Regions from separate parts of the Homo sapiens genome. Here region 2 is linked to region 1. A link is a loop called in an ENCODE intact Hi-C map of the cell type or tissue named here. Cell type or tissue: heart right ventricle. All regions are shown on one strand. Links, peaks and the distances in the headings refer to the core of each region. The heading gives the core; the rest is flanking DNA.

The links. Peaks named below come from ENCODE experiments on the same cell type or tissue, not always from the same donor. Only the 100,000 strongest peaks of a DNase experiment are listed, where the experiment ranks them.
Region 2: a loop joins it to region 1, with 8 times the contacts of the local background. A loop is called at or near these places in 57 of 110 quality-filtered maps.

Annotation. Positions count from the first base shown.
Region 1 is chr3:58,531,562-58,536,115 of GRCh38, forward strand. It overlaps ACOX2 (acyl-CoA oxidase 2), which reads right to left. Exons shown (of 15, transcript NM_003500.4): 2 at 3,386-3,636; 3 at 2,799-2,961; 4 at 2,433-2,584; 5 at 1,884-1,991; 6 at 132-251. The coding sequence starts at 3,545. It overlaps LOC107984079 (a long non-coding RNA gene), which reads left to right and starts at 3,811. Exons shown (of 3, transcript XR_001740724.2): 1 at 3,811-4,554. RefSeq lists an enhancer at 1-222. In heart right ventricle, for the core only: a CTCF peak has its summit at 1,376 (motif pointing left); a DNase peak (open chromatin) is centred at 1,400.
Region 2 is chr3:58,458,879-58,469,812 of GRCh38, forward strand. All of the region lies in intron 1 of LOC107986092 (a long non-coding RNA gene), which reads left to right. Among named protein-coding and RNA genes, the nearest start is that of KCTD6, 28 kb to the right of the region's middle. In heart right ventricle, for the core only: a CTCF peak has its summit at 4,974; DNase peaks (open chromatin) are centred at 4,332 and 5,013; H3K4me3 peaks cover 916 bases.

The DNA.
Region 1 (4,554 bases), core at 1-2,500:
CCAACTGGACCGCTCCCTGCCCAAGGGAGACATGTCTTAGCTACTCCTGTGGCCCTCTGGGGCCCCAGGTCAGGGAGGCCACCTGGGCTCTCCTCCTGGCAGGGTTCCTTGAGGGAGCATTATGGGCTTACCTGGCAGTGGGGTGTGGTCCTGAAGACTCCGGATTGGCACAATAAAAGCGTGCATGCCCCGCCTGGCTCCTGAGCAGATCAGCTGGGCCTGGACCAGGGCATGGGTGGCTGACCGTCCCACTGAGGGCAGAGAGAGTAGCGGCCCGTCACAGGAAGACCTGTGCATTGCTTTTCCCAACCAACCCAGCCTCCTGGGGCTGGGGTTTTGGATGGGTACCTCTGGGGCCCTGAAAAGTCACTGATCAAAGAGAGAGGGGATTGCCCCCAAAGAACCAAGCAAACCTAGCAGCGTTGGCAAAGGCACTGTGAAATGATCCAGCTTTTTTTTTGCCCCCCCCAACTATTAATGAATTACTCTGTCATCAACCTTATAATAATGAATACAGATAATTATCATTTATCAAAATCTAGGTGGCGCTAGACCCTGTGATAGATGCTTTCCAGTTCTTGCAGGGGAGAGAGGATGATGAGTCCCATTTTCCAGTTAAGGAAACAGGCTCAGAGAGTAGAGTGACACACTGAAGGTCATTGGCCTGGAGGGGCAGAGCTAGGATTCATCTGTACCCTGGTCTGTCTGATCTAAAAGGCTGGTTTCTTTTGTCTTCATTTTTGACAGTGGTCATTTATTTTCTCTCTCTCTTTCTGTCATCACTCTCTCATCTCTCTCTCTCTTTTTTTTTCTTTTTCTTCTTTCTTTCTTTCTTTTGTTTTTGAGACAGAGTCTCACTCTTTCGCCAGGCTGGAGTGCAATGGCCTGAGCTCGGCTCATTGCAGCCTCTGCCTCCCAGGTTCAAGCAATTCTCCTGTCTCAGCCTCCCGAGTAGGTGGGACTACAGATGCCCGCCACCACACACGACTAATTTTTGTATTTTTAGTAGAGATGAGGTTTAATGATATTGGTCAGGCTGGTTCAAACTCCTGACCTCAGGTGATCCACTCACCTCGGCATCCCAAAGTGCTGGGATTATAGGCATGAGCCACCGCACCCGGCTCATGTCTCTCTCTTATGTCTCTGGTCTCTGCCTGTGTCTCCCTCTCTCTATGTGTCTCTCATCTCTGTCACTCTCCTGCTTTAGTTGGGCTCAGCATATTTGTTTTAATTTTTTCCACACAAGGTGTGGGTCCCCAAGTGCCACAGATGTGTCCTTGGAGGTGAAATTCTCAAGTTTGAGGAAGGGGAAATCCCTCGTTGGGGCTTGGTAAATCACCAAGCCTCAGGGACGCTTGATGTGGCCGCCACCTGGTGGCCACAGCAGGAGGTACGGCGTTGGTGGCCTGATGGGGGCTGGTGATGGGCGTGAGCCTTCCTGGGTGTCTGCAGCAGGGGCAGGCAGGCGTATTCTTTCCACTGTGTCATCACAGGGCCTGTGCTCTGGCTGGTGGCAAGCTCTGCCACTAACTCGGGAGATGAGAGGAACCGGGGTTGTGAGGAGTGCCTAGGACTAGACCAAGTGTGTGTGTTTGTGCGTGTGTGTGTGAGTGAGGCCTTGTCTCTCATGGATCGATTGTCTCCTCTACTTCAAAGTTCCTTTGGGGACTTTCCAGCCACTCACTAATGAAATGTTTAATATCCCACCTATTTTACAGAGTAAGAACCTGAGGCTCAGGTTGGTGAACTGACTTGCCCAAGGTCAGCAGCCTAGAACAGAAAATCAATCTGAGGTCTGTTGGACCTCAAAGCCAGTGCTACTCTGCCCTCCAACATTCTTCTACTTGGGGAGAGTTAAGGAAGGGGGGTGGATGTATACTCACAGTCTCCAGGCCACCATTTGGTGGCAGTCAGCGTGGGGCTGTGTATCACAAACTCCTGGGTGGCTGCGTCATAGGTGGCTTCAGTCTCCAGGCCCTGAAGATATGTCCCTTAGGATCAAGGAGAGGTGTTAGACATTGGCCTGAGGTGGGGTTCTTACCTGTGAAGCTGCTTCTAGGTGGGTCTGAACTCTTAGGCATCAGCGCAGTATGGAGTGGGGCCCAGCTCCCAGCTGTACTTGCAGGCAGTTCTCCCCTTTCATCTGTGGGCTGTGTGTGGGACACACAGTCCCCTATAGCCAGTCCATGAGAAGGGGTGGCTGCTGATGTTTCCAGAAGGAATGACTTGCCCCACTGGGAGCTCATACAATACGTGCAAATTAGAAGGTGGCACCCCTTCCTCAGGACCCTTGACTGCCAGCTGCTGGAATGTTTTCTTATTAAACATATGTCCCTCGGAGCATATGAACCTATGACTACCTAGATGTAAATGGGCCCTCTGGAGTTTTGCAGTGCACAACCTAAACACCACACGCAGCAGTCCTAGCTCACCATGTCCCAACTCTGTCTGTGCATACGTTGCGATGATCTGGATGTTTTTGCAGAGTGGGTCCCATTTGGCAATCTGCTCCTCTGAGCCCAGGCTCCTGAGGGCTCTCACGAAGACTCTGTGTATATTTAAGGCCACGTCTCCAGAAAGGGCTCTGTTGGGGAGAGATGCTGTAGTTGAGTAGCTTATTGGAGACAGGGGCCCAGGTACCCCCTGCCTGAGCAGAGTACAGGAGATAAAGGGCACCTAGCATCCTGGTTTCCCAACAAGTCTTCCCTTTGTTGGGGGAAATGGCTCATGGGGCTAGGGGGTTTCCAGGTGATCCCAGGTAGATCCCTCTCTAGTGGGGCTGCTCGAGGAGTGAGCACCTGTAAGCGTAGCCTAATTCACGACCATCTTCTAACCAACCCAGGCGCCGAGCTATCAACCGGATGTGGAATGCCCTCCGCATGGCAGCCTTATAACGCTCATTCTGGGTCATGAAATAATTGTCCTTACAGCTAAACTCCGGGTAACTGTGGATGATGCTCTCTGCAGAGGACAGAGAACAGAGGGCTTAGGGACCTGGGTGAGGTTTCTGGCACCTTGAAATCTTCTCACCCACTTGCTTCATGGATCTGGAAAGGAAGTCAGACATTATTGTTATTTTACAGATGACAAAACTGAGGACCAAGGTGGGAAAGTGAATTGCCCAAGGTTACAAAGCTATGCAGTGGCAGAATTTTAGGACCAGAATCCAGGTCTTCTGCTGCCTAGGACTCTTCTATCCCCTAGGTGGGCTCAGGCAATATTGACATGTGAAGATTGTCTTTACAGTTCGAAGGAATGAATCTCTAACAGTGGAATTTCAAGGGCAAAGTTTGTTATTTGGAAGCAGAACTGCTAATGAAGGACTCTTCTTACAAGAGAAGCATGGGGCATAAAACAGATGTCCCATTCCCCAGCTTCCCCTTACCAACTTTCCTGCGGAGTGCAGTGTTCTGGGCACCTCCATCAAGGATGTTGGTGAGCCGTTCCACGTCAAAGGACTGCATATACCTCTCGCTCTCTATGTCGGGGTGCATTTGCCTGCTCCAGGTATCCCCCAATGACACTCGGTGCACTGGGCTGCCCATCCTATCCTGGATCTGTCTGGTGACTATGGAGAGACACTTCCAACCCGGCTGCTCCGAGGGTCTGCTCTCAGCATTGGTCAGTGCAAAGAACCTGTGTGCAAGAGGAACTGCCTAGGGCTGGGTGTCAGCCAGGGCTGGTTGGTAGAAGAAAGACATCCCTAAGTACCTGAATGCCACTCCACCTCCCCACTCCCCCTGTGGACACTGGCTGTGGACCAGGCACTGTGTGCATGGTAGGCATGGTATGCAGCCATTGCTTGGTACATGTTTGTTCAATACTTGTTAGCCAAAATTGGACAGGGCCTGACCCCAAAGATTGGGCTCTATCCACTGCAGTTTGAGTTACATGAATTGCCTAGGGAAATCTTCACAAAAAAGTCAGTGAAGCTTACACCTGAAGAAAATAATCCTGGAGAGGTTGAGTGGCCCCTAGCCACACAGCTGGAGATGGCCAGGAGTTGGATGGGGTCTGACCACAAAGCACATGACTTGTCCATACTACAGCTCCACTGTGGAGGATTGCTGGGGGCACCTTGGTCTCATTAAACTGCTCATAAGTTCTAGGATCACTCAGCTCCATTTCTATGAGCCCTGCAGGTATATTGTGGAACTGAAGGGAGGAAGCCTTCTTCCTGCCTGTGAAGTGTTCCCCTGGAGCCCCTGAGTGTCTTTCATACCCAGGTTGGACCCTGTCTCCTTCATGGCAAGTGCTTGGCCTCTGAGAAGCCCCTATTCCTCCACAGTGAGGCAACCATGAGGTGCAGTCCATCCTATTTCACAAGTCTCTTGAGTCCATCTGCTCCTTGCTATCTCTTTGGCTAGCATCCAGGCCACTGTTATCTCTTACTTGGCCTCAGTGTTCCTCTTATTTGTTCTCCCAGCTGCCAGGTGAACTCTTGAACTGCAAATCACATTGTTTTCCTCTCCTGCTTGGAATCTGCTCCTTGGGGCCCACTGTTTGTGGAATGGAGTCCTTGCTGTGTCTACCCAACCCTACTCCACTCACCTC
Region 2 (10,934 bases), core at 3,602-6,101, 69 kb before region 1:
TTTTTTCGAGACAGAGTCTCGCTCTGTCCCCCTGGCTGGAGTGCAGTGGCGTGATCTCGGCTCACTGCAACTTCCCCCTCCCGGGTGCAAGCAATTCTCCCTGCCTCAGCCTCCCCAGAAGCTGAGATTACAGGCACCCACCACCACACCCAGCTAATTTTGTTTGTTTGTTTTTGTATTTTTAGTAGAGACGGGGTTTCACCATGTTAGCCAGGATGGTCTCAATCTCCTGACCCGGTGATCCACCCTCCTCGGCCTCCCAAAGTGCTGGGATTACAGGCGTGGGCTACCACACCCGGCCTAAGTTTTGTATTTTTTAGTAGAGATGGGGCTTTGCCATGTTGGCCAGGCTGGTCTTGAACTCCTCACCTCATGTGATCCACCCACCTCAGCCTCCGAAAGTGCTGAGATTACAGGCGTGAGCCACCATGCCCTGCCCTGATGTCCTATTAATCATCATTCTGGTTGCTTCTAGCCTTTACTAATACAAACGTGGTGCAATAAGATGACTTGTCCATATGTTTTCATATGCATATAAATATCTGTGAATAATTTCTAGAGGAAGAATATCAAGGTCAAAGTAACTACTGCATATGCATTTTAAATTGTGTTCAATATTGTCACATTGCCTTGCAAATTTGCCCTCCCATAAGCAATACCTGAAAGTGCCTATTTCTCCACGCCCTTGCCAATATACTTCATGTGCACATGTTCCCACTTTGAGTCACCTCCATTACATTTCCACTGGCAGAACAGGCATCCCACTTCTACCACTCATTAGCTGTGTGACTTTGAGCTTATTGCTTGTGACTATTATGGGAATAATAGTAGTGCTCATCTCATAGGGCTGTGATGAGGGCTCAGTGAGTTAATGTTTGTAAAGCTGCTCACTCGGTGTCTGCCACATAGTAAGTGCTGTATAAATGTTAATTGATTAATTAATTTTAAAACATGAATTAAGGTCTCCCAAGAAGAACTCACCAAAAAAAGCAGAACTCAAGTCAGGGAAAAATGCCTGCTTTGTAGAGGGGTTGAGGTGATCAGGTTAAATTTGATAACATATTTTTAGTATTTTAAGCCAGGTGCAGTGGCTCATTCCTGTAATCCCAGCTACTTGGGAGGTAGAGGTGGGAGGATTATTTGAGTCCAGGAGTTTGAGACCAGCCTGGGCAACATAGTGAGACCCCATCTCTTAAAAAAAAAAAAAGTATTTTGCACAGTGCCTGGCACACAGTGAATGCTCAGCAAATGCTCTTATTTTTGTTAGGGTTTCCTTGGTTTTCTTTGTGGGCCCTTCCACAGCAAGTGGCTGTGAATTGTTACCGAAGGATGATGCATCTGGGGCTGCTGTGACCCTGCATGAGGGAACTCTTCTCCTCTAGGAACGGTCACACGTGGGCAGGGACAGGCCCCATGGAGCAGCCGTCTGGTGGTGGAGAAGGCACACATGGCTTATAGGGATTTGCTCTCCCTGGTGCCCAGTGTGGTAGCAACAGAACCAAGGCAATGGAAAAACAGGGCCTTTGAGGGGCAGAGGAGTTCCCTAGTTTTCTCTCCCCAAGGACTGGAGTAAGGTCTGGGCTTATGCGCAGTTGCCAGAAAGATCTGAGACCCCAGAGTCACATTGGATGTGGCTAACAGAGCAGGTGGTGACTCAACTGGTTTACCTTGAAAAATAAGAGATGGGACTTAGGGCCCTGGATGGGTGGAGGGTGAGTCTGGCCAAACATAATTCAGTACATGGTTAAAAACCAAGTCGTTAGAAATGTTAACTAGATCTGTAAACATATCTATATCTCATATGTACCATACTGTGTATGTTAGTATGTGTATATACATATAATATACTACAATGTTGTTATTTATACTAAGAAATATATTTTGGGCTGGGCGCGGTGGCTCATGCCTGTAATTCCAGTACTTTGGGAGGCCGAAGCGGGCGGATCACGAGGTCAGGAGATTGAGACCACAGTAAAACCCGGTCTCTACTAAAAATACAAAAAATTAGCTGGGCGTGGTGGCGGGCGCCTGTAGTCCCAGCTACTCGGGAGGCTGAGGCAGGAGAATGGTGTGAACCCGGGAGGTGGAGCTTGCAGTGAGCCGAGATCCCGCCACTGCACTCCAGCCTGGGCAACAGAGCAGGACTCCGTCTCAAAAAAAAAAAAAAAAAAAAGAAATATATTTTGGTCTTCGACCCAGTTCCTGGCACAGAGCTCTGAAAACCCTTGTAATTTCCTGAGCGATAGAGGTGCTAGGTGTATCTTTTGTTCTAATATTTGGTCTTTGACCCCAGTTCGTTCCACAGAGCTCCTAATCCCTTGGAATTTCCTGGGTGATAGGAGCATCTTTTGTCCTAATGAGGTGACTCTTGGTGGGTTCCTGGATGGGGGCCGGTCTCCAGAAAGACCAAGCCATGATGAGAAGTTTGGAGCTTTTAGCTCCACTCCCTATCCTCTGGGAAGGTGAGTGGGCTGGAGATTGAGTTAATAATTGATCATGCCCATATGATGATGCCTTTATAAAACTGTGGGCTTTGGAGAGCTTTCAGGTTGCTGAATGGGTGGAAGTGCTGGGGTATGGTCACCCAACACTTTGCCCTATGTACCTCTTCATCTGGCTGTTCATCTCCATCCTTTGTGATATCCTTTATAATAAACAGGTAAACATAAGTGTTTTCGGAGTTCTATAAGCCACCCTAGCAAAGTGTCAAACCTGAGGAAGGGAATCCCGATTTGTAGTTGGTTGGTCAGAAGTACAAGTGACAACCTGGGACTTGCAACCAGCATCTGAAGTGGGGGCAGCCTTGTGGGACTGAGCCCTTAACCTGTGGGGTTTGCACTAACTCTAACTGGTGTCAAAATTGAATTAATTGTAGGACACCCAATTGGTGTCTGCCAGAGAATTGATGTGTTGGAAAAAACCCACACATCTGATGTCAGAAGTAAAGTACTGAGGGTGTGAGTATATAGAGTAAAAAGAGTTGCTTTTTCCTATGATACATATACATATGTGTGATAGATAGCATATGTAATATAATATACACATATGTAACGTGTTATATACATGTTCTGTATGTTGAATATACATGTGTATAGAGAACAAGAAAGAGAGACATAGCATAGCATCTCTACCTTTTTTTTTTTTTTTTTTTTGAGACAGAATTTCACTCTTATTGGCCAGGCTGGAGTGCAATGGCGCGACCTTGGCTCACCGCAACCTCTGCCTCCTGGGTTCAAGCGATTCTACTGCCTCAGCCTCCCGAGTAGCTGGGATTACAGGCACCCGCTACCACACCTGGCTAATTTTGTATTTTTAGTAGAGACGGGGTTTCACCATGTTGGTCAGGCTGGTCTTGAACTCCCGACCTCAGGTGATCCACCTGTCTCAGCCTCCCAAAGGGCTGGGATTACAGGTGTGAGCCACCACGTCTGGCCGAATCTCTACTTTTTTTTTTTTTAATTTTTACCACATATTGAATTATATTGTATATTTATGTTATATTATGTGATGAAACATAGATATGTTAACACATATTATGTGTAGTGTAGTATATTAATATATGTATATTATACTGCACATACATATTATATGATATATTTAGAGATACAGTTAGCATCTCTTCTTGGTTTTTACCACATACTTACATTTTATATTTTATATATATTATTTATTTATTTATTTATTTTGAGACAGAGTCTCACTCTGTCAAACCTGTGCCGCCCGGGTTCAAGTTATTCTCCTGCCTCAGCCTCCCGAGTAGCTGGGGTTATAGGCATCTGCCACCGTGCCCGGCTAATTTTTGTATTTTTAGTAGAGACGGGGTTTCACCATCTTGGCCAGGCTGGTCTTGAACTCCTGACCTCGTGATCCACCTGCCTCGGCCTCCCAAAGTTCTAGGATTACAGGCGTGAGTCACTGTGCCCGGCCTTATTTTATATTATTTTAATATTTTGTACTTATGTATTTCTGACATCAGAAAATTGCCAAACCTATTACAAGAGAGGCCATGAGAAAGGGTGGCTATTTGTAGGCATGAAGCCATTTTCTAGGAGCAGCCAGGGAAGGGTTAAGAGTCATGGCCGCCTAGGCCTCCTCCAGCCCAGTGGTCTGCCTGTAAGTGTTGTCTGGAGGCCCTGCCGCTTTCCTGCAGGGTGTGATGATCCCTTTTACTCTGCGCCTGCCGGGAGCCATAGAGAAGTTGAGAGAGGGGTGGAAAAGGGGAAAGAGGGCTGGCTTGGGGAAAGAGGGCTGGCTTGGGAAAAGACTCAGATGAAATCAAAGGTGCTGAGTTTACTGTGGGACCTAAGAATGAATGAAGGGAAATCTGAGAGCCACCACAGCATTTCTTGAGCAATGTGCTTGGCGCTGCGCCAGGTATTTTATGCCCTTCTCCTCATTTAATTTAACCCTCCCTCACAACGCCTCTCAGAGGTGGTTACTATTAATTATTAATAAACTTATTTGGATAGATGACATACACACAGTATACAGTTGAAAGGGTCCAAAGACTTTACTGTGAAAGGTGAGTCTAAGAGAAGTCGGACAAACGAGTATAGAGATAAAGCAAATACAAACATGCTAACCACATGAAATCTAGGCGCTGAGTATGCGGGAATTTATTGCACTATTCTCTCAACTTTTCTGTTTGAAAGTTTTTCATAATAAAAGTTGAGGGGAGGGGAAAGTGAGTTTCCCTGCTGTCCCCATCTCCTTTATGCGGTTCCCCTCCCAGGAGGCCAGCACGGATACTAGTTTCCTGCTCCTACTGATACTCAGTTTATATGGGCATGCACGCATGCGTACACACGCAGGCACACACATGGGTCCATTTGGTTACTTCTGGTACCTTATTGATAGAATTTCATTTTTGAAAGCTTTAGAGGCGTAGCTTTTTAGAAAAGGGAATTCCTAAAGGTGGATCCCCACATTCGCTTTCCCAGGGGAAGGTGACTATTTTGTTGCCCAGGCTCACCCCTAGAGGTCGCCTCTTCGCTTGACTGGCAGCTGCTAGGGCAGAAGGTGCACAAACCACGGTCGGGGCTGCTCCCATGTGACTCATGAGATGCGCAGCCTTCCAAAAGTATTCACACTTATGTTTTCTGGCCTTAGCCACGTTTCTTGTGGGTTGCAATACTCAGACACAGAACCCACATTTTGGCTTTGCAGAGGCAAAAAGCTGACAGAGGGACAGGTTGTCCAGAAAGCTTCGCCCACACACTGTACTGTAAACTTCCAGAGGATGAATAAAACACCTATTTCCAGGCACAAAAGAGACACTTCTCAGTGTCCCAAACATTTCGATGCTGATTACTTCACTAGATTAAAAAATTTTTTTTGACTAAAGGAAAGCCGTTTTATTAAATACATTAGAACTGACTTATAGCATTGGTGTTAATGTCTCTCTGAACGATTATACCAGTCTTATGTTTTGTTCTTATATTTAGGGAGGCAAGATTTCATCACATTATCTCTGGGTGTGTGTGAAAAAGAACTATATTATAATAGTGTGTATATTCCTTTTTAAAAGTAATTGAATCAATGCCAATAGATAAATGACTAGTTTAAATTAACCACACAGAAATGTTATTTGATTTTTTAAATTTATTTTAAGATAGGGTCTCACTCTCTCCCCCCCAGGCTGGAATGCATTGGCACAATTTTGGCTCACTGCAACCTCCACCTCCTGGGCTCAAGTGATCCTCCCACCTCAGCCTCCCAAGTAGCTGGGACCACAGGCACGTGCCACAACTCCTGGCTAATTTTTTCTTTTCTTTTTTTTTTTTTTTTTTTGTAGATACAGGGGTCTTGCCATGTTGCCCAGGCTGGTCTCCTGGGCTCAAGCGATCCACCTGCCTTGGCCTCTCAAAATGCTGGGATTACAGGCATGAGCCACTGTGCCCAGCCAGAAATGTTATTTTATTAATGTTGAACATGTACAGTAACTTGAAGCAGACTATTATTCTGTTTTCATGCTGCCATGAAGACATACCTGAGACTGGGTAATTTATAAGGAAAAGAGATTTAATTAATTCACAATTCCACGTGGTTAGAGAGGCCTCAGGAAACTTACAATCACGGTGGCAGGTGAAAGAAGTGAATGCTGAGCAAAGGGGGAAGCCCCTTATAAAACCATCAGATCTCGTGAGAACTCACTCACTATCATGAGAACAGCAAGAGGGTAACTGCCTCTGATTGAATTATCTCCACCTGGTCCCTCCCATGACATGTGGGGATTATGGGAACTGCAATTCAAAATGAGATTTGTGTGGGCACACAGCCAAACCATAGCAAGACTATTTTTGCCATTTAATTATTTAAAATTTTTTTGTTTTATATGTATTTTTTGAGACAGGGTCTCAATCTGTCACCCAGGCTGGAATGCAGTGGTATGATGTTGGCTCACTGCAACCTCCACCTCCCAGGCTCAAACAATCCTCCTGCCTCAGCCTCCTAAGTAGCTGGGACTACTGGGGCATGCCACCATGCCTGGCTAACATTTGTATTTTTTGTACAGACGAGGTCTCCCTATGTTGCCCAGGCTGGTCTGAAACTCCTGTGCTCAAGTGATATGCCTGCCTTGGCCTCCCAGAGTGCTTGAATTATAGGCATGAGCTACCGTGCCTCGCCCTCCCTCTCTCTTTCTCTCTCTTTCTTTCTTTCTCTCATTCTTTTGCCATTTAGAATGTAGATATAAATATCTATTTTAGGAATTTTGAGGCTCTTTGAAAAAATGTATATAGTGGCTTAAAACACAGATAAATATGACAACATAGCATAGCTGTTAAGAAAATCAGTTTTGATTTCAGGAATCTGCAAACACAGTCACAAAAACAATGAGTGATAAGATGATTCATGTCAACTATGATAATATTTATAACAGCAAAAAATGGAAATAACCTAAATATTCATGGGTTAGGGTCTGAATTTAGAAATACCTGGCACAGTCATGAAACAGAAAATTATAAAGATGTCAAAAGAATAAGGGAACTTTCTGTATATGAAAGGCATATCCATCTTTGCACTTCACCGGAATCTCTGCAAATGTTTATAAAGGGAAATCGGAGAAACCAGGGGATGCTTGAACCACAATTTAAAAAAAAAACTTTCTTTTTTTTTGAGACAGAGTCTTGCTCTGTCACCAGGCTGGAGTGCAGTGGTGTGATCTTGGCTCACTGAAACCCCACAACCCGGTTCAAGCGATTCTCTTGCCTCAGCCTCAAGAGTAGCAAGGATTACAGGTGCGCACCACCACGCCCAGCTAATTTTTGTATTTTTAGTAGGGACAGGGTTTCACTATGTTGGTCAGGATGGTCTCGATCTCTTGACCTCGTGATCCACCCGCCTTGGCCTCCCAAAGTGCTGGGATTACAGGTGTAAGCCACTGAGCCCAGCTAAAAAAAACCTTTCTATTTTGAAATAATTATAGATTCACAGGAAGTTACCAAGAGAGTACAAAGAGGTCCTGTGTGCCCTTCACCTAGTTTCTCCAATGGTTGCAGCTCAGGTAACTATAGCACAATATCAAAACAAGGCAATTGATATTGGTACAGTGTGTGGATAGTCCTATGCTATTTTGTGGCACGTATGGAATTGGGCAACCACCACAATAAAGATGCAGAACTAGCCAGGTGCAGTGGCTCACACACTTTGGGAGGCCGGGGTGGGCGGATCATGTGAGGCCCGGAACTCAAGACCAGCCTGGCCAACATGCTGAAACCCCGTCTCTACTAAAACACAAAAAATTAGCCGGGCATGGTGGCTCGCGCCTGTAATCCCAGCTACTTGGGAGGCTGAGGCAGGAGAATCGCTTGAACTGGGGAGGCAGAGGTTGCAGTGAGCAGAGATCGCGCCATTGCGCTCCAGCCTGGGCAACAGAGCAAGATTTTGTCTCAAAAAAAAAAAAAGAAAAAAAGAAAAAGAAAATTAGCAGGGTGTGGTGGCCCACACCAGTAATCCCAGCTATTTGGGTGGCTGAGGCACGATAATTGCTTGAACCTGGGAGGCAGAGGTGGGAGTGAATTGAGATTGCACCACTGCACCCCAGCCTGGGAGACAGAGTGAGATTCTGTCTCAAAAATAAATAAATAAAATAAAATAAAATAAAATAAAATAATTTGTATGTGTCAGATGAAGCAAAAAAGAGAGGTCAAGGCTAACCTTTTGTTGGAAAGCTACAACATGTTGAACAGGCCACCTGTTGTACTCTTGGCCTCTGTCCCTAGCTTGTTCTCTGTCCCAAGGCTCGCTCATTCTGGAATGTTCTACTCTCACATTCCCAATAATAAAGGCATTTAGGGTTCATAGAGAGCCATTTCAGAACCATCCCACGGATGGATCGCTGTACCTACACACCCACCCTCAGTCCCCCAACTCTGAGCCTCACATTAAAATAATGTTTTAATCCATCTATCATCCTCCCCTGCTTCCCTCTAGGGCTTTACTTGTTAGAGCACAAGGGTGAGGTCACACTCACCTGCGTTAGGAATGCAGGCTCCAGGGTCATGCTGCCCTTTCTCTTGTTCTTGGGCAAGTAACAACTCCTAAACCTGAATTTCCTCACTTACACACTTGAGGTGATAGATAACAACAGTACCAGCCAACAAGGTCACTCAGTTATTCTGAAAATATAGAGCATCTACTATGAGCCAGCTGAGAATATGCTGGGGAGGAAAGACAAGGCCCTGCTCTCAGGAAGCACCACAAACAGAGAAAACAGGAGTACACAGCTCAGCCCAGTCTTCAGCACGTGGCCAGCCTTTAAAAAATGTTAGTTGTTTTAATTTTTATTATATATATATTTTTTGTTGAGATTGAGTCTCACTCTGTCACCCAGGCTGGGGTGCAATGGCAGGATCTCAGCTCACTGCAACCTCCGCCTCCTGGGTTCAAGTGATCATCCTGCTTCAGCCTCCTGAGTAGGTAGGACTATAGGCGCGTGCCGCCATGACCAGCTAATTTTTGTATTTTTAGTAGAGACGGGGTTTCACCATGTTGGCCAGGCTGGTCTCGAACTCCTGACCTCAAGTGATCCGCCTGCTTTGTCCTCCCAAAATGCTGGGATTATAGGCGTGAACCACTGCGTCTGGCCTGCTTTTATTATAAATATAGTCACACACAATACTTATTTATGGACTGAAATGGAATATGAACCCGGTATCACACACTTGGCCTAGTATATTCTTATTCATTATCAGACATTAATTATGGTTAGCTGCTAAGAGCTGTGCTGGTGTCTCATGCCACCATGAAAGTCAGCTCAGTTGCTCACCAAGAGCACTCATTTAATGTTTAAAATCTAGGATAATTTTCTGAATTTAATATCTTGAACATCAGACTCAGTAAGGGTCTCTTGCTGTAAACATACAACTTTGAAGAAAGAGTCTTTATGTAAACTTACAAAAAAGTATCTTACAGTTTGTCTGAAGGTTGATATATTATCAAAAGACTCCCACACAATAAATAGCAATTTCATTGCTTAGAATATACATTTCATAAATAATCAGAAATATGAGATTTAGCAGGGGAAAAGCCCCTTAGAGGAAGTTAATTTTTTAAATCGTTAAAAATGCCTAAAATGTGACTAAAAAAATAAAAAAGAATAGGGCAGCTGAATAAATGCAAAAACTCTCAAAAGAGGTCTGAATTCAAGGCAAACTGTTCATTATGCAAATTAGTCAACAGGTGAACTGGTCACCTGGCAAATTTATCATTAGAATACCTGGCTCTGGGGCCGGGCGTGGTGGCTCACCCCTGTAACCCTAGCACTTCGGGAGGCCGAGGCAGGTGGATCATCTGAGGTCAGAAGTTTGAGACCAGCCTGACAAACATGGTGAAACCCTATCTCTACTAAAAATACAAAATTAGCCAGGCATGGTGGTGCATGCCTATAATCCCAGCTACTCAGGAGGCTGAGACAGGAGACTTGCTTGAACCCAGGAAACGGAGGTTGCAATGAGCTGAGATTGCATCACTGCACTCCAGCCTGGGCAACAACAGCCAAACTCCGTCTCAAAAGAAAAAAAAAAACAAAGAATACATGGCTCTGGTCACAGTAGTCTGTTCCTGGGGCAGGACCAACGTGGCGGTCATGGGCAGTTTGGGCATGTTGGGAAAAAAAAATTTTTCCTCAACTTTCCTAAGTTCTTAGTTGGAAAAGACCCCTGTAACAAAAGAGATTAACAAGAGAAAAGCAAAGCAAACAGGAGTTTATTAATGTATGTATTTTATATATGTTAGAGGAACCCCTGCTTACCAGGCCTCTGGTTTAATAACACATGACCAGAATGACTCCCTCTTGAAGTGAGTAACTGGGCACTCATAAGACACTTAAAAGGTTAATATTTAGGACCTGAAAATAGCCACACTCTAAGCTGACCACCAATTATAATTACAGAATATTTATGGCCCTACAGAGCAGCTCCCACTAAGCCTGCAGAATGTCCAGATGTCCTAAGCACGGAGCGAATGTACTTAAAGATAATGATAATGAGCAGGCTTCGATTGAAGGATTAATGGTCATTGACAATACTAATAGCCACTACCTTTAGCGAGCACATCTGCACATTTCAAGTTTAATTATAGCTCCTTATAGTTTCTTATAAGTAGAGATGCTAACCAAGGATGGCATGTTCCTCCTCCTGCTTTCTGAGGATGCTCTACTTGACTCTGTAACAGGGTGGTTTCCAATAAACTTGCTTCTTTCACTGTGGTCTGTGGCTCTCCTTGAAATTTTTTTTTTTTTTTTTTTTGAGATGGAGTTTCGCTCTTGTTGCCCAGGCTGGAGTGCAATGGTGCGATCTTGGCTCACCGCAACCTCTGCCTCCCAGGTTCAAGCGATTCTCCTGCCTCAGCCTCCCGAGTAGCTGGGATTACAGGCATGTGCAACCACGCCTGGCTAATTTTGTATTTTTAGTAGAGACGGGGTTTCTCCATGT